Regions from separate parts of the Homo sapiens genome. Here region 1 is linked to region 2. A link is an interaction called in ENCODE POLR2A ChIA-PET data of the cell type or tissue named here. Cell type or tissue: HepG2. All regions are shown on one strand. Each heading gives the region's core, and the rest is flanking DNA. Links, peaks and the distances in the headings are about the cores only.

What was found. ChIA-PET counts read pairs that join two places held together with the same protein. Peaks named below come from ENCODE experiments on the same cell type or tissue, not always from the same donor. Only the 100,000 strongest peaks of a DNase experiment are listed, where the experiment ranks them.
Region 1: POLR2A ChIA-PET joins it to region 2 with 5 read pairs; 1 of 35 experiments calls an interaction of 5 or more read pairs at or near these places.

Annotation. Positions count from the first base shown.
Region 1 is chr6:137,717,841-137,727,227 of GRCh38, forward strand. No RefSeq gene overlaps it. Among named protein-coding and RNA genes, the nearest start is that of LINC02539, 17 kb to the right of the region's middle. RefSeq lists a silencer at 981-1,187. In HepG2, for the core only: a CTCF peak has its summit at 6,361 (motif pointing right); DNase peaks (open chromatin) are centred at 5,631 and 6,361.
Region 2 is chr6:137,346,648-137,356,034 of GRCh38, forward strand. No RefSeq gene overlaps it. Among named protein-coding and RNA genes, the nearest start is that of IFNGR1, 130 kb to the left of the region's middle. RefSeq lists a silencer at 4,642-4,837, an enhancer at 7,412-7,556 and a cis regulatory region at 7,478-7,489. In HepG2, for the core only: no CTCF peak of the experiment used is centred there; a DNase peak (open chromatin) is centred at 3,764; H3K4me3 peaks cover 955 bases.

The DNA of each region.
Region 1 (9,387 bases), core at 4,399-6,898, 370 kb after region 2:
TAATTCTGAGAATACTGGGCAGATAGCCTATTTATTAGTCTGTTATGACTGACATGAAATACCACAGACCAGGTGGCTACAACCACAGAAATTTAATTTATCATAGTTCTGGAGGCTAGAAGTTCAGATCAAGATGCTGGAAAATTCATCCTAGCAAGGCCCTCTTGCTGACTTGTAGATGGCCGCCTTTTCTCTGTGTATGAGCAGAGAGAAAGAGTAGTGTCTCATCCTCTTCCTATAAGGACACCAGTCCTATCAAATTAGGGCCCCATCCTTATAATCTCATGGAACCACAATTACCTCCAAAAATGCTCGGTCTCCTAACACAGTCACATGGGGTTAGGGCTTAAACATCTGAATCTGGGGTGTGTGGGGACATAATTCAGTTCATAACAGCTGCTGGAGGGAAAAATGTATGCAAGGAGACAAGTTGGACCTACACATGAAGTATTAGAGACTGAGAATACAAGCCCTGATCTAGAAAATTGGGCTCTAAGAATGGAAAGGAAGGAATGGGTGACAAGACAGAGACTGTTAAAAAAAAAATCAGTAGGTCTTGGTAACTAAATGAATTCAAACAAAGAGTGATTGTGTCTGACAGCTGTGTTTAAAGCCTAGTGAGTAGGGAATGGAGTCACAATTAACAGAAAAATGAAGACGTGGGAAACAAGAAAGTCTTTGGGCAAATGTAGTGGTTTGGGATCTATTTAGTCTGAGGTGAGGTTATCCAGGTGTATTTGGAGGACTATAAATTCTTCCCTGAAGTAAATACTACCTAACACACCTTTTATCAGGAAGTTATGAATATTGAATTTTTTTCAAAAGTCATTGCACCCTTCCCTTGAGACCCATGTAATTACATGTAAGAATGAATGTCAGGTTCTTCATTACCTATCCCCATCCCTACATACTAGGATTTTAGCCAACTTCTCTTATTCTGATGAGTGGGGATGAATTTATCACCATGACATGTTACACATAGGATACTCTAAAGAAATAGTTAGTGGAGATTCATTCACACATGCATTCAAGCAATAAATATATAGTAAATATATAGTTCTGGGCACTAGGGATTTTTTTTTTTTTTTGCAATTGCAAGATTTAATAGAGTAAAAACAGAGCTCCCATACAAAGGGAGGGGACCCAAAGGGGACAGCCATTGCCGGCTCCGATGCCTGGGTTTATATCCCGATCATTGTCCCTCCCCCTGTGCTCTCAGGCAATAGATGATTGGCTATTTCTTTACTTCCTGTTTTTGCCTAGTTAGCATTTTAGTGAGCTCTCTTTACTACCTGATTGGTTGTGTGTAAGCTAAGTTGCAAGCCTCGTGTTTAAAGGTGGATGTGGTCAACTTCCCAGCTAGGCTTAGGGATTCTTAGTTGGCCTAGGAAATCCAGCTAGTCCTGTCTCTTAGTAGCCCCTCTCAACAGGAAAACCCAAGTGCTCTTGCGGAGGTTGGCTGACGACAGCTCTAACTGCTTCCTGCTGAATTGGGGCATAGTAAGGGTCGTGCAGTTGAAATTTCCTTGGGAGGGGTGCCTTCGATGTCATCAACTTCGGAGCATGGGCTAGCAGGCCGGTCCAGGGGTCCATGGTAGATCTTAGTCATGGACTGCATCTGGGGCTCCATTTGAAGAATGATTTGTAGTTTTACAGCTTTGATTCTGGAAGAGACAAACTTAACAAAGGGGTTAAAGACACAGGGATTGAAATGTATGGCCTGCAGTGCAGGGGATTATTTCTTTGGCAGTTTTGAAAAATTATTTCTTTGGCAGATTATTTCTTTTCTTGACAGTTTTGAAAAGGCCTGGTCCAGTAAATAATAATTTGGCCATCTGATGGGTGCTATCAATGCCTAAGTGAAAGGTTTGGTGAAGGGTTTTAAGTAATTTCCATTGGTTAGCTGCAAGTAAAATATTTTTCCTTCTTCAGTGGTTAGCCATCCTGAGGAGAGGAAACTATGTCCTCGTGAGGTTCCGCATTCTATTTCTTTTTCTGAGTACTGGGGCTTGGTTTCCCAGGGGGGATTACTCCATACTAGGGGTCATTCTATAAGCATTTCTAATGGAGGGTCCTGCCTTGTGGCTCTTTTGGTTTCAATATCCACTTGGCGGTTCACTTCTATTTCCCTTTCCTTTCCTTTCTGATGCCCCCAGCAGTGTAAGACTGCCACCTCTTTAGGTTTCTGTACAGCCAATAATAATCTCCTAATGGCTTCCTGATGTTTGATAGGTGTTCTCTTGGAAGTTAGGAATTTCCTTTCTCTCCATATTGCTGCGTGGGCATGGAGGACTAGGTAAGCATACTTAGAGTCTATATATATATTTACCCTTTTTCCTTCTCCTAATTCTAGTGCCCGAGTGAGGGCTATTAGTTCTGCCAGCTGAGCACTAGCTCCTGGAGTGAGGGGATTACTTTCAAGTACTCCATTATCACTGAGCACTGCATACCCCGCTTTTTGAAGTCCTTTTTCTACAAAGGAACTTCCATCAGTATACAAGTTGAGGTCAGAATCAGTCAAGGGAACCTCTAGAAGGTCATTTTGAGAAGTGTAGGTTTGAGCAATCACCTATTGACAGTTATGTTCTATCTTTTCTTCATTGTCTGGAAGAAATGTGGCTGGGTTAAGAGTTGCACAAGTGTGCAGTCACAGCACTGGCCCTTCAATTAATAGAGCCTGATATTTAAGCGAACGGTTGTCTGACAGCCACAAGTCTCCTTTAGCAGTGAGTATGCCGTTCACATCATGAGATGTCCACACAGTAAGATCTCTTCCCTGTATCGTTTTAACTACTTCAGAAACTAAGACTGCTACTGCTGCCACTACCCGTAAACAATGAGGCCAACATTTTGCCACTACATCAATTTCCTTACTCAGGTATGCCACGGGTTGCAAGCTGGTCCCTTGGACCTGTGTAAGGACTCTTAGAGCTATTCCTGTTTTTTCTGTGACATATAAAGAAAAGTCTTGCCCCGTTGGCAAACTTAACACTGGGGCTTGGGTTAGGGCCTTTGTCAGGGCCTGGAAAGCTGCTTTTGCTTCAGGTATCCATCTTACTAAATGGGTATTGGCTTTCTGAGTTTCCTTAATTAGTGTATATAATGGCCTGGCTATTTTGCCGTACCTGGGAATCCATATTTGGCAGAAGCCTGTTATGCCAAGGAACCCTCGTAATTGCTTTTAGGGTTTTGGAATGAGGATAAGCCAGTATAGTCTGGATACATTCCTCACTGAGGGCCCTGGTGCCTTTGGATAATTTTAGCCATAAGTATTTAACCTGCTGTAAGCAGAGCTGAGCCTTTGGTTTGGAAACCTTATAGCCACAAGTGGCAAGGAAGTTTAAAAGCGCTTGGGTGGCTTGATGGCACAAGATTTCTGAACGGGCAGCTAGAAGTAAATTATCCACGTACTGAAGGACAAGAGTGTCCAGGTATGAGAATTGGCTCAAGTCTTGGGCTAATGCCTGGCCAAATAGATGGGGGCTATCCTTGAACCCTTGGGGTAAAACAGTCCAGGTGAGTTGAGACATTGGATTTGAAGGATCTTCAAAGGCAAACAAGAACTGAGAGTCAGGATGCACAGCGATGCAGAAAAAGGCAGCCTTAAAGTCCAGGACTGTAAACCACTCTATTTCCTCTGGTATTTGGGAAAGCAGAGTATAAGGGTTAGGTACAGCTGGGTATGGAGTGACAACGGCCTCACTGATAATCCTGAGATCTTGCACTAACCTCCACTGTCTGATGGGTTTCTGTACTCCTAAATTTGGAGTATTGCAGGGGCTATTGCATGCTTTTACTAGGCCTTGGGCTTTTAGGTCCTTAAAAATCTTTTGGAGTCATTGTTGGGGCTCGGGTCTAAGGGGGTACTGCTTTTGTTAGGGAAAGGAGGCGGAATCCTTTAGTTTAACTTGAACAGGATGGGCATTCTTTGCTCGTCCATATTGTCCTTCTGTTGCCCAGACTTCAGGATTAATTCCTTCCTCAAGCAGGGGACAGCAAATGTGTGTTCCTTCTCCTATGTTCAGGGGTATAATGGCCCCTGCTTTTGCTAGAATGTCTCTCCCTAACAAGGGAGTGGGGCTTTCAGGCATAATTAGAAAAGCATGTGAAAAGAGTAAAGTTCCCCAGTCACAACTTAGTGGCTGGGAGAAGTATCTAGTGACTGCCTGTCCTAGGACCCCTCAGATAGTGACAGATCTGGAGGACAGTTGTCTGGGATAGGAGAGTAAGACTGAGAAGGCTGTGCCAGCGTCCAGGAGACAGTTAACCTCCTGGCCCTCAATGGTCAAGCATATCTGGGACACTGTGAGGGTGATGGGCTGGCGTTTGCCCCGGGGAACCCTCAGTCCTGCTGCTGGATCATCTGGTTAGTGGCTTCTGACTCAGAAGACCTTTGTCCCCTGGGGCAGTGGGCCTTCCAGTGATTCCCTTGACATAAAGGGCATGGAAGAGGGGGCGGCTTATTTCTATCTGGACAACCTTTTTTTTTTTCTTTTTTTTTTTTTTTTTTTGAGACGGAGTCTCGCTCTGTCGCCCAGGCTGGAGTGCAGTGGCGGGATCTCGGCTCACTGTAAGCTCCGCCTCCCGGGTTCACGCCATTCTCCTGCCTCAGCCTCCCAAGTAGCTGGGACTACAGGCGCCCGCCACTACGCCCGGCTAATTTTTTGTATTTTTAGTACAGACGGGGTTTCACCGTTTTAGCCGAGATGGTCTCGATCTCCTGACCTCGTGATCCGCCCGCCTCGGCCTCCCAAAGTGCTGGGATTACAGGCGTGAGCCACCACGCCCGGCCTGGACAACCTTTTTTAAAGTGTCCTTGTAGACCGCACTGGAAGCAAGCCCTATTAGGCATTTGATTTGTCTGGGCACTAGGGATTTAAAGGTGTCTAAAAAGGGCGAACTTTAGCAACATTGAAAGTGAGCTTAATAGTTCTGTTTTAAAAGTGCTTACTCATTTTCTCATGTAAGCTTTCACTTTCTTAAGTTTTCTTTAACTGTCAGGAAATAAATGAGACAGCATTCTGAGAAGGATCTAGAGGTGCCACCACGAACATTCTGAAGGAGGCTGATAGAGCGGACAACCCACCAAGTCTGGGAGTTGACTTGACAGCCCTGCCCACGAGAAGCTGGCTAAGACAGCACAGTAGAAATGTGGCCTGAAGATTGGGGCACAAACACAGCACAAATCTATCATAACCGAGTCTTAAATTTGCTTTACATGTGAAAACCATATACTCACACACCAACAAGAACTCACCCCAGCTGGCCTAAGCTAAGGAATCTACAGTCCTTGGAAAAAGAACAAGTCAGAAGAAAGAACTTCAGGATCCTTCCAGCTGTTTCCCATGATTTATCATTCTTACAGTGTAGCCGCTTCAAAATACTTTTTTAACTTCATGCTATGAATTCCAAACACATTTAAGGTTAACCTCTGTCTTTGGTGTGATATAAGACCACTTATGCCACTCTGCTTTTTCTTGGTTGGCTTTTACATTTCCTTTCATGCATGCCCTGTTTTCCAGTAAAGTAACCCTATCCCAGGGCCTTTGACTAGCTCTACTTTTGAATCAACTAATATTTGCTGTTTCCACGTGGCAGGTGTGACCTTAGGCCAGGTGCTATGAGTTAAACAAAGATGAATGAGACTTGGACCCTGCCCTTAAATATTCAAACCAGCTAAGGGTTGGTGGTTAAACTCTGGACTCAGACAGACCTGGGGTGGAATTCCGGCTTCTCTACCTACCAGCTTGGGCAAGTTATTTACATTCTTCTAAATTCCCCCCTTTTTTTCCCCCACAACTGGGCATGATATTATCTACCTCATAGGCTTGCCATGAGGATTAATTAAATAATAAAGTGCAGTGCCACATAGTAAGCAAATAATTTAGCCTTCTCATTATTCCTATTATCATTATTTCCATGGGGAAGAGGATGTTTGGACTTTTCCTTCTGAACCCTCCCTCCCTTTTTTCATTCAACCTCTTAACTGCACAGAACTCTTCTGTTTTCTTTTAAGAGAAGAGGGAAAGCCATTCTGATGAAGATCTGAGATGTGAATATAACCTTGACTGCAGATGGACGGAGACAATAGGAAATTATGTCATACCTCTATTTAATCCACGTTGGTCCTGGTTTCATCTTCTCATTTCTGACCTTTGAGAAACATTTGTTGTAGAAAAGGACAAATAACATGATTACGTCGCTGATGATTAGTCTCTAGGCATTCACTCAATAAATATTTATTCTGTAGTTTCTGGGTGCCAGGCCCTGATTCAGTGCTAGAAACAGAGTGGTGGACATGGCAGCCACAGCCTCTAACCTCATGGAACACATAGCCCAGCAGATGGCAAGCACGTGCCCAAGGGAAAGAGGAAAGTCCTGGAGGTGAATGTGGGGGAGCTTTGCCTAATCCATCAGGCACACCATGACCTTCTATCATAGTGGAAGTCCCATGTGCATGGTGAGTCACCTGTGCATGGTGGCAACTCTTTATTTGCCCAAACTGGAAACTCAGGGTGAAATAAACAGCTGAAAGATTGCAGATCTATACAAGGGATTAAATAGTAGAATATTGAAGTCCATTGATATCATCGATTTTAAATTGAAAAAGAATTACAAAAGAATGTGGGTTAAGAGATGGTTTAAACCTCTCCAAGCTATTTTACCGCTAGAAATGTTAACACAAAAAAATATAATAATCTGATAATGGAGGATAATCGCTGATATTTCCTGTGCCTTCCTCCAATCCTCAGGATGACACTGGAAAGTAAACTATGAATTTGGATTCAAAATAATGTGGTATGGTTGGAGAGCATCAACTTCATCAACTGGATACAATGGCTGGAGATGCTCTGAATTTTCAGTTAGCAGGGCTCAGCTGGTCTCCATGAAAATGGTAGTTCCATTGGTCACAGTGTCTACAGTGATTTCATGTAAAAATTGCATCCCATTGCCTAGCCATCTGGCAAGGATCTGATTGCTGTCCCTTGAGATTCAGGAAGTTATGATGGTAAACTCACAGCTGAACATGGCTGGAGTAGAGATGGGGGACTGAGGCCTGGTATTACACCCATCTTCCAAATGGAATGAGTCCGGTGCTGGGTCAGGTCCCAGTTGACACTCAGAGAGCATGGCAGGCTGGTCAGCGATGCGACAGCTCACGAGAGTGAAACCGCACCACACAGAAGTAACAGGGACTCTTTGAGCTCATTTCCCTTCCTTCCATTGTGCAAGGAACTTGGCAGGCACCGCTGTGTGGGCCACAGTGGACACTCAGCAAAACAGCACGCGTTTGGCTTCTAAAACTCACTCTGCCAGCTCCTGACTTATGAGGGTGGTGGCAAAAGACCTGCTCTCTCTCAGCTTCTGTATCCATATCCCTAAAATGAGGGGGTTGTGTTGTACGATGCTGAGGAATGTTAGGATCAGATAAGATGATGAGAAACTCTGTTCCTCCTCTGTGTTCCCAGACACCTTAACCAGAAACCAGGCAGTCATGGGAGATGCCTCACTCCTTGTTTCTCCCCTCCTATTATTTCTACCTCCTAAACCCATCCCTTCCTCTTCTTCCCAATTGTCCCCCCTTATGTCAGGCTGTCCTGTTGTCTCACCTGGATAAACAGATTCCCAGTGTCTCACTTCACCCTCCTTTCCTGCGTCTGCCCCATTCACTCGCACTGTCTCCTCACGCCACCATGAAATAGTGAGAATGCATTCTGTCTTTTCTCTCTGCATCACCAGTGTCAAGCACAGTCATATGGAATAAGCTCCCCTCAAAATGTTTGATGGATGAATAACTAGGTAGAGGGATGAATTAATTAAACCTTCTGTGCAAGTACCATTTTTATAAGATAGTGTCTGAATGTGAGCTGCTATTCTCTGCAGTTCAATAAGCATAAATATTTGTTATAGATTTGGCACTGTGCTAGGTACTGGAGATGTGAAGATGAGTTAGATACAGTTCCTGACATTCGATTACCACCCAGTGAGCAAGACGGGCTGTATTAGTTAGGGTTCTCTAGAGAAACAGAGCCAACAGGATAGACAGATTGATAGGTAGATAGGGATTTATTTTAAGGAATTTTCTTGTGCAATTTTGGGGGAAGGCAAGTCAAAATTTGCGGAGATCAGCAGGCTAGAGACTCAGAGAAGAACTGATGTTGCAGTTCTAGTCTGAAGACAGACCGGAGGCAGAGGTCCCCCCTCCTTAGGGGACCTCAGATTTTTTTCTTTTTTTCTTTTTAAGGCCTTCAACTGATTAGCTGAAACCCACCATCATTATGGAGACTAATCTGCTTTGCTTAGTCTGCTGATTGAACTATTAGTCATATCTAAAAAATACCTTCACAGCCATTTCTAGACTGCTATTGGCCTAACATCTGAGCACCATAGCCTAGCCAAGTTGACACACAAAAACTGTCACACAGATGATGATAACACAATGCCTGCTATTGCATTTCTGCAAAGTAAACTAGATCTTTCTTTTATGAGAAGTTCTCTATACACTTTGGCATTCCAAAGCTAACATTTGTGAACTGCTTTCTCTGTAAATGCCATGCACTCTACAGGGTGCATTCATAAGCATGGCTTCCATCCCTACAACAATCTGTGATGTGGGTATTGTTCTTGCCTTTTACAAGTGAAAGAGGTCCAAGTAACATGCATGAGGTTCCACTGCTGATAGTGTAGTGGAGCTGAGATTTGAGTCCAAGCCTCTGCACTACTCCAAGTTCAATAATCTTTGCTGTACATCATGATACTTTAAACAAACATATTTAGCTTGAAGCTTAGCTTTTCCTAAAAGAAGCACTTCTTTAGCCAGGAATACTGTAGTATCACTAGATTTTGTAACAGGAATCATTTTCCCCCCCACCAAGCCCCACCACACACATACACACAAGGATGTGAATCAGTGCTCCCAGCTCATTTCCTATTGGCTATGAAGCTGGGAGAGGACCATGATTGGCCACAATCTTATTGGGTCATATTGATTCAATAAGATGAAAAGGGAGCTTCCCAAATATCACTATTATGACTGAGTTTTTGTCACACACACTAAAAAATCTTCTCCTTAACTCCAAGCCAGACACAGACCACATAGCCGCTAGTCTTTCTCAATAGACAAGACAGAATTGTTGGCACTAGGTTTACCTGTTAACTATCTGCTCAATATATAAAGAATATTCTTCTTTAAACTTGCCAAAATTAAATAGGAAATGAACTGCAAATGAAAAATACATTGTCTCGGGAGCTCTAACTTTTAACAGGAAAGCAAAGACACATGATATGAATACATGAATACAGTAATTATTTATTAATAGCCTACTAGGCGCCAAACAATGCTGCCCTTCCAAGGAAACAAAATGAGTAGAAATAATCTCATACCTC
Region 2 (9,387 bases), core at 2,546-5,045:
AATTTACATTATTGTACAGTGTGCTTGTGTAGAATATATAAATCTCTAAGGATGGATAATAAAACATTGGGCTTGGGTATATATACTTGGGAATTTTTACTGCTTATTATGTTTACTTACTTATTTTCAGAATGAATTATATAATGTTACTAAATTATAGTAAATAGTACATTTAGTAAATTATATATAAAGTTACTAAAAATGGTAGTCATCAGCCTACTAAGTAGTGTACAGATAACTCTGCTCTTATGAGACAGCAGAGAGAATCTATCCCCTCTTATGAGAGCAAATGCTTGTCTTCTGGGGGTGACAGTGAGCTTGGCTTTCTTACTCATTGAAGAGCCTTTGGGAGCCCCTGTACCAACCCTGCCTCAAAAAGAAAGGCTTCCAGGATGAAAGGCTCCCCCAACCAAGGCTAATTTCAATTTTTAGTTCTCAAAACTTGAAAAAGACCTTTTCAAAGTACACTATTTTAAAATAAAATCATTAGAGAAATAAATGTTTATATAAATCACTGTTCTATTAATCTTGTTAACAGCAGTGGCTAATGTGTATGAAAGGAAGATGAAATTCCCTCATACATCTCTTGGCCAGCTACGTTTTACATATGACAGAGATTTTAAGGGTGCACTTTTTGTTTGTTTGTTTTTTAAGTCAAGTCACATTGTTTAGGCCCTGGAACTTGACATGGAAGTTCTTGTACTACATAAATACTGTTCACCTGGTAGAGCTTATCTACCTATGTGGGCTCATTTAACATACATTTACTCTTCTAATTCTGATGATTTCCATGGGACTTTGAGAATCTGTTTACTAGACTGAGTGTGCAATGTGCATATTTATTCACACAAAATAAAGACACATTTGTCCTGTCGATGTGTTACGTCTGTCAAAATCATCCACTGATTCCAGCCCTCGGTTTGAAATGTGAAGTCTGGTTGTTGTGCGTGATCCTAGACAATGTATAGGGAAAGGAGGGCATCAGTTGCATCTAGGAGTGACCTAAATTTGAGACATCAAAAACTCTGACTTATAGTAACTAGAACATAGCATCTTGAAAACAGTAGCAGCACGAAAGTGACAAGCTAGCATATAAACAAGCAGGCAAAGTGAAGGAATAAACTAAAATATAAATCTACATGATATTTAACATGGAGACCATATCAAATCCTTAGGTTTGCTTCAAATCCATGTAAGTTACCTTATTGGTTTGCATCTTTATCGGGTCTTTCCTCACTCTCTTCTGCTTTATGTCAGTCATAAAGGCAGGTCCTAAGACTTTCTCATTACCTGTGTGGTATAGTTCCTCTGTATTTGAGGATTCTGCATCCGTGAACTGAACCAACCTCAGATCAAAAATATTTGGAAAAAAAACAACGCAAGGGCTGAGTGTGGTGGCTCATGCTTGTAATCCTAGCATTTTGAGAGGCGGAGGCAGGTGGATCACTTGACTCCACGAGTTTGAGACCAGCCTAGCCAACATGGCAAAACGCTGTCTCTACTAAAAATACAAAAATTAGCCAGGTGTGGTGGCGTGCACCTGTAATCCCAGCATTTTGAGAGGCTGAAGCAGGTGGGTCACTTGACTCCACGAGTTTGAGACCAGCCTGGCCAACATGGCAAAACCCTATCTCTACTAAAAATACAAAAATTAGCCAGGTGTGGTGGTGTGCACCTGTAATCACAGCATTTTGAGAGGCTGAGGCAGGAGGATTGCTTAAATTCAGGAGGTGGAGGTTGCAGTGAGCTCAGATCATGCCGCTGCACTCCAGCCTGGGTGACAGAGCAAAATTTCATCTCAAAAAAAAAAAAAAAAATTAAAATGACAGTACAACAATAAAAGTAATATAAATTTAAAAATCAGTACAGCACTAGAACTATTTACTTAGCATTTACATTGCATTAGGTATTATAAGTAATCTACAAATGATTAAAAATATACAAGAGAATGTACGTAGGTTATATGCAAATAGTACACCATTTTATATCAGGGACTTGAGCATCCTCAGATTTTGGTATGTATGGGGAGGGCAAGGATAGACCCAATTCCCCATAGATACCAAGGGACGACTGTACTCAGGGTCAGATATTTTCCATGCAGCTGTCATCTTATTTTTAGTTGGTTTACAAATGCTCTTTAAAGAAGATTTTCCTAGACTTCCTAATAACCAACCCCTCCACAGCCAATTAAAAGAGACCATGGGGGCATGAGCATTTATTTTAGATCTGGAGGCACTCCGAGGAATTCATCTGTTTTCAGCTTCTGCTTTTTGCTCAGAGAGGTCGTATATACCCATTTTATGGATTTAGTTGAGGCTCAAGGAGACAGAGAGCAAAAGGAAGCAGAGTGGGCGCATACCACATTTTAGGCCTTTTCTCTGCTTGTGTCATTACTGATTTCTTGTAGTTCTCTTTATTATTTTAGAGATACTAATTTTAAATCTTCCCATGAGAACAATCTTTGTAAAATGGGGATAATAACTATATCTGTCTGACAAAGCTGTTGTGGATTAAAGGATTTATGTAAACCTCAGTGCCTGTCTGTTACTCTAATGTTATTGTGGGGCCATGAGCTGCACTTTTAGGGCAGAGAGAAACAATGAAATTTGGCTCTATTTAAAATACAGCTTTTAAGTTAGAAGGAATCTTAAAAATAAAACATTCTACTTTACTGTTTTGTAGCTAAAGAAACTAAGGCCGAGAGAGGAAGATTACCCAGCTAGACAGGGATGGGCATGAGATAAGCTCCCAAATCGCCTCTTTACTAGTTCAAGTCTTCTTTCACTCTGTTAGAAAATGCTTATGTTTTTTTAATCCAGTATATTTAGCTATGTACATATACTGTAAGACACCCTTGGGAAATAAGCTGCATTCTTTAGCAAAAGCCTTTACTTCTGGGACCACAAGGACTGGATTGAGCAAAGGGCTTCTGCAGGACAGTTAAATGCAGCCACCGTTCTTTCTGACTATGTCTCAGAGAACCCAGTGTGCACGTTCTCTGTATCAGAGACTGGAACTCCGAGCTAGACACAGCCACTATTTCCCTACCCTCCAGATAGAGCTCTTCACCATGAATAATATGCATTTCTTAATGAAGACTAAACATCCACCAGCATTGGAATCTCTTCAATATCACACAATGAATCAAGTATCTGGATTCTAGGAGCAGAAGGAAGTGTGTTTGCATGTAGGCATCATAGGATTAAGGAGAGAGTACATACACTTGGGAGTGAGAAAATAGGCTAAACAGAAGAGTATGAGAAAATTAGCTCAGGTGATTTGATGTGAACATCTGCAGAAATTGCTAGTGGGCACTGTGTCTAATTAAATCCACTAGACATATGCATGCCTGTTATCTGTGGAATGGTGTTCTTCCTGAAGCTGCACCTGTTGCTAGCAGGGATAGATTTCCATTCTATCACACGTAATGTCAAAAGGGTTCTAGGGAGAAAAATTCGAGGCTCCAGTCGGCTTCACTTAGAGACAAGCACATCAGTGGTATGAGAGAGCCACACTCGGGACTCAAATACAGACTGAAAGCAGATACACTGAGACTTCACCATTCTCCAAACCACCTCTCCCGAGCTCCTCACGATTCTGACGGAGACAGTAGGCTTCTGGTTCGTGTAGATTTTAGAAACCAACACTGTGAACCAAATTTCAAAGACAGCATTTAACTGATTAAATGCTGGCTTGAACACAAGGCAAAGACAAACACAGGGCAAAATGTTTAAGTTCATGTCAGCCTTCATTTGTATACAAATGTCTATTGTGCAAATAACAAATGATCTTTGTACATCAGAACAGGCTGTTTTTGGCAGATGTTCCCTTGGTTATCTCACAACGGGTCAGTCCTTAGTTTGTGTGTAGCTATGTTCCAAGCTGTTCCTTTGATTTGTCTCCTCACTAATTAACAGTCTCCCCAGTTCAGCGGGTACTGATGTTCCACCCAGTCCATTGGATTTTCAGTGGATACAAATTGCGTTGAAGAAGCAGCAGGGCACAGAGATTAATAATGCAGTCTCTGGAGTCATCCCAGCTCCTTGTTTACTAGCTAGTTACTCAGTTCTTTAGGCCTCAGTTTCCTCATCTGTAAGGTAGCAATAACAGTGGCACCACCTCACAGGGTTCTTGTGCCAGTTAAATGAAGCAAGTCTTATCAAGTGCTTAGAGTTGTACTTGGCAAAGTGGAAATGCCCATCAATGTTAGATTTCTTTTTCGAGACAGGACCTTGCTTTGTGGCCTAGGCTGGAGTGAAGTGGTGTGATCATAGCTCACTGCAGCCTCGAACTCCCAGGCACAGGCAATACTGCCTCAGCCTCCCAAGTAGCTAGGACTACAGACACATGCCATCACACTCAGCTAATTTTTAAATTTTTTGTAGAGGTAGGGTCTTGCTATGTTGCCCAGGCTGGTCTTGAACTCCTGGCCTCAAGCAATCCTCCTGCCTCAACCTCCTAAAGCACTGGGATTACAGGTGTGAGCTACCATGTCTGGCCAAATGTCAAATATTTTTATTCATTATTACTGAACAAGCAATCTCCAGCAAATAACAACTGCAGTTCAGTGCACAGATTTGTCTTAAAAAGGAGAAAAATGGGCCAGGTGCAGTGGCTCACACCTGTAATCTCAGCACTTTGGGAGGCTGAGGCAGGTGGATCACCTGAGATCGGGAGTTCAAGACCAGCCTGACCAACACGGAGAAACTCCGTCTCTACTAAAAGTATAAAATTAGCTGGGTGTGGTGGTGCATGCCTATAATCCCAGCTACTCAGGAGGCTGAGGCAAGAGAATTGCTTGAACCTGGGAGGCAGAGGTTGCGGTGAGCTGAGATCATGCCATTGCATTCCAGCCTGGGCAACAAGAGTGAAACTCCGTCTCAAAAAAAAAAAAAAAAAAAAAAAAAAAAAAAAAAAAAAAGGAAGAAGAAAAATGTAGATTAAAAATTAAACCTGAGGCTGAATAGACCTAATTAAAGACCTATAATATTATATAGTCATAATGTTATTTACCTCAGTTCTATATACCAGTAGTCACTTTATCACTTCCATTACCTGTCCCCCCACTGGCAGGTATATGTCCATGGGCTCATGTGATCTGGTGAATTAAAAACTTGGTTGACAGACAGAGAAAAGTTGTGTTCTTGGCTAGATTTCCCACTAATTCTGTAAAAATATACATGTCACTACTGCTTACTTACATTTTTAGATAATGATATGATAACAAGGAAATATTTCAAATCTAGTGTCTCTCACTCATAGTATAATGAGAAAATTCTAGAAAGCAGATCTTTGAGGGGAAGACGGGGTGGAAAACAGACAATGAGTGGAGGCTGAGATACCCAGCTCCTCTATCGGGTATGTCTCTAGCTGCTTGCTTCTTGCTTCTCCTTTCCTTGTGTCCGCAAACACCACCCCAGAGTGACGTAACCAAGGTTGATGAGGTCAGGATGTGATGTGTTTGTGGTTTTAACTGGAGTTGTGGAATCTGAGGATGCTGCGTATGGAGATAGCCTTGCAGAGGACTTCTGCAATAGCAATAACTCCAAGGGTGGAGAAGTATTCTGTGTAGTAGATGCATGAAATCACTGTTATTGGCATTGGCCTCTCCATAGGACTTTTTGTTTTGTTTTTTGTTTTCTTGAGACAAGGTCTTACTCTGTCACCCAGGCTGGGGTGCAGTGGCATGATTGTGGCTCACTGCAACCTCTGCCTCCCAGGCTCAGGTGATCCTCCCACTTCAGCCTCCTGAGTAGCTGGGACTACAGGCATGCATCATGATACTTGACTAATGTTTTGTATTTTTTGTACAGATGGGGTTTTGCTATGTTGCCCGGGCTGGTCTCAAACTCCTGGGCTCAAGCGATCCACCTGCCTTGGCCTCTCAAAATGCTGGGATTGCAGGCATGAGCCGCCATGGCTGGTCTCCAAAAGACTTTTTAATGGACACTTTCCTATATTTTTCTCTTCACCTGCTTTTATTTCAGCTATATTGATATCTAAATGGTGATTAAAACACAATCATTTAAAACACAATGTGCTATTTCTGCCACAATGTATTTGAATTTGTATTCTCAGTATGTATTTAAAATTATTATCCTTTTATTTAACATAATTTATTCAATTAGACTTGTAAATAACATTTTATGGTGTTTTAAATGAATATATTGGTCTATTTCTGTGAGGCATTTGGAATATCTATAAAGTGTGATGTTAGACAGAAAAGCCAGCACTAAATAAACATTCACATTCACATTGCTTCTCTATCATGTCCGAGAAATTTAATCTCAAATTAGCCCCTATGGAGTAAAAGTCTGTGTAAACAGATGGACTTTGCACCTTGCCGCAAAGGTCAGCTGACGACAGCACTGTGAGTTTGGCAGCAAATCCCTTAGTCAGAGAAGGACCTTCCCATAAGAAAAACTTCGTCTTTATTTCAGTTCTCGTGACATGAATGAGACTTGGCTTCCATCACAAACTTGGCAGTCAGCGAGGCTTCCAGAGGATTCTATTAGCAATGATGATGATGATGGTTGAGATGGTGCAAAGCCCTTTATACTTTTCTGAGGCTCTTTCACATGCCTTGTGAAAAATTCTCACCATTTAACCTTAAAACACCATCAGATAAGAAATGTATATATGCAAAGTATTTTTTTTTCCAGGAAAAGAAAATAGATGTAATTCAATCTGGGTTCTTAAATTTTTCAGATCTAAATGAACTTTAAAATATGCTTGGATATATCTCTGAGGAATATAACCTTAACATTTTTCAGTGTTCAACCTAGACTAATAATAATATCAGCAACTCTGGTTTGGGGATCACAGAACTCACAAACCATTCACATCTGGCACATTTCATACCCCTTTCCTGATTCTACTGTAAGAACAGTCAACAGGAAATATGTTCACCGTAAATGACTGTGAGGCAGTGATGCATGCTGCAGCTTCATTCTTCTGGGAGAGTCTGAGTTTCCACCATAAGAAAAGTCAGAGATGTAGTTATTTCCTGTCTTCCTCTTCACTGAATCCTTGGACAGTACCCATTTTATGTTCTTAAGTGAAAATGCTTTCTTCACTGTGTGTCTGAAAGTGTACGAAGTATGTTTCTGAACAGAGTGCCTATTGGATCTTCTCTACAATCATAGTAGAGCTCAAAAGAACTTTGTTCAGGGTCCAGCTAATTTTCTTTTTCTTTTTCTTTTTTTCCTGCCCCACAGCTATTGTTGGAGTGTCATATGGGCATCTCTCTCATCTCCCAGATCGATGGCATCGTCTAGGACTTCCCACATAGACAAGATAAACGAAAGGCTTCCATGGACAGGTATGTAACTGTGGAGACAGCAGCGCTGCAGAAGAGGCCTCCTGATCAGAAAGAATGTCTGTCCCACAGTTGACTCTCTGGCTCTGCAGTCACCTTTGACATGACTTGCTGAATAGGAGTTTGTTTTCCAATTTCCATGGTTCAGCCATAGGCCATGCAAAGTAAATACTAGTAAATGAGCAACAGTAGGTTCAAAGGAACATAAGACTAGAGTCCCTCCTCCTTTTGAAGACAGTTTGGGTAGCATTCACATGTGAATCAATCTGTTTGGGGTCTTTGAAGTGACTTTGATTAAGAGTTGTGGCCCAATAGTAGTGAAACGGGCAGGGCCGTCAAAAGAATTGGCAGTTCCAATATGGACACTCAGCCTGTGCTCCACAGCCAGAGAGAGCCCCAGGTGATACCCATACACAGAGCGGTTTTAGCCTTGGAAAAACAAGTCAGAAACTCACTATGCAGGGAGGTTTGCATGGAAAGGGGTTTCGTTTGAAGTAAAGAAAATATACCATAAGACTTCATAACCCTACAGATCAGCTATGAATTAAATTAATTCACAGAATGTTAGACTTCTTCATAGTGCTCTTTAGTAAGCACAAAACACCTTTCTTTTTTTAAAAAACAAACACTTTATGTATTTTCAAAGGCACAATTTATCTGTTTATGAATAAAACAAAAACAATTAATGTCCCAAAATTTCAGGAACCACATAAAATCAAATGCAGTTCACTAAATTCTCCTTGATTATATTAAAAATGTTAAAATTAACAAATACTTAAATTTGGTAGGCTTCCCTGAATGCAAACATCTTTTGGAATAAGAAGAAAAAAAATAATTTATGGAAAGACTAGGATTTCTGCCTACCTTCACTTCAGCAGAGGAATAAAAATAATTCAAGAGCCCATTTCTTTGCTTTTTGTGTTTCAATTAACTATAAAATGTGCATCTGTCTTACTCATGTATTTTGACTTAACTTATTTTTCTCCTTACTTTATGTTCTCCTTCACTGCCTACTGCTACACATTGTGGAATTAGCTTTTCGTTCTCAAACAAACATAGATTAACTCTGGAAGCCAAACGAAAGGAAATATTTGAGATCAGAAGTATAGTTGGCATAGTGGAAAGATAGGCTTTAGGGTCAGACAAAAATTAATAAGTGACCTAGGTCAGTTGCCCCACTTTTAAACCTAGTCTCAGCATATAAAAATTGGGAACATAATACTTCTTACTGAGTTGCTATGGAGATTAGAGATTTTAAAAAGCGAATGATAAGCTATGCAGTTAGATGTTCAAAAATGGTAGTGTTAATTTTACAGCATTTCTATTTGCTGATTTTCTGATTTCATCAGCTCTACTGTCAGTTACTTTAGACTGGTGCTATTTTGTCCTGGGGCAACATTATATTTTATAGTTCCGGTTTTCATGGAATTTTTATCATAAATGCAAACGTGCATAAATGATTTTAAAATTAATTTTTTCTTAGGATGGGTAATTTGTACTATTAATGATGATGATGATTTTTTTTAGAACAGTAATTTAAAAGGGATATGAAAAGAGCAGGACTACATAATTATTGGCTTAAATTACAATGAGAACAAACATATCCCATTCTAACAAGAATGTTTAAATTGTTACCTAGTTTGATCCAGAAGGAAAAGGAAATCTCTAGCCAGTACGGGAAAATTCTCTTTTGCTGTGCTGTAGATATCTACAATTCATAATATTCTTCAGGCCTAAACTACTCCTATGGTGCCATTTCTGGCTTAGACTCTGGTGCTTTTAATGGATGTCCAAGCAGAACAAATCTGCAGTCACCAGCAAATTTTATTATCTAAACATGGAAAGATTTGTCCACATTATAAGAAAACAGATTTTTTTTTTTTTTTTAGTAATCTCTAGGAGAGTCTGAGGTCCCCAAAGGATTATTACTATAAATAACCGTATAGCTACTGAAAAAGATTTATATATGTATATGGCAAGATGCTTTCCATCTAGATGCTGAAGTTTGGTCCTTCTGAGTCCACCAAGGTGTGAGCTGGCAGAGGAGGTGGCTAAAGTCTGAGACCTAG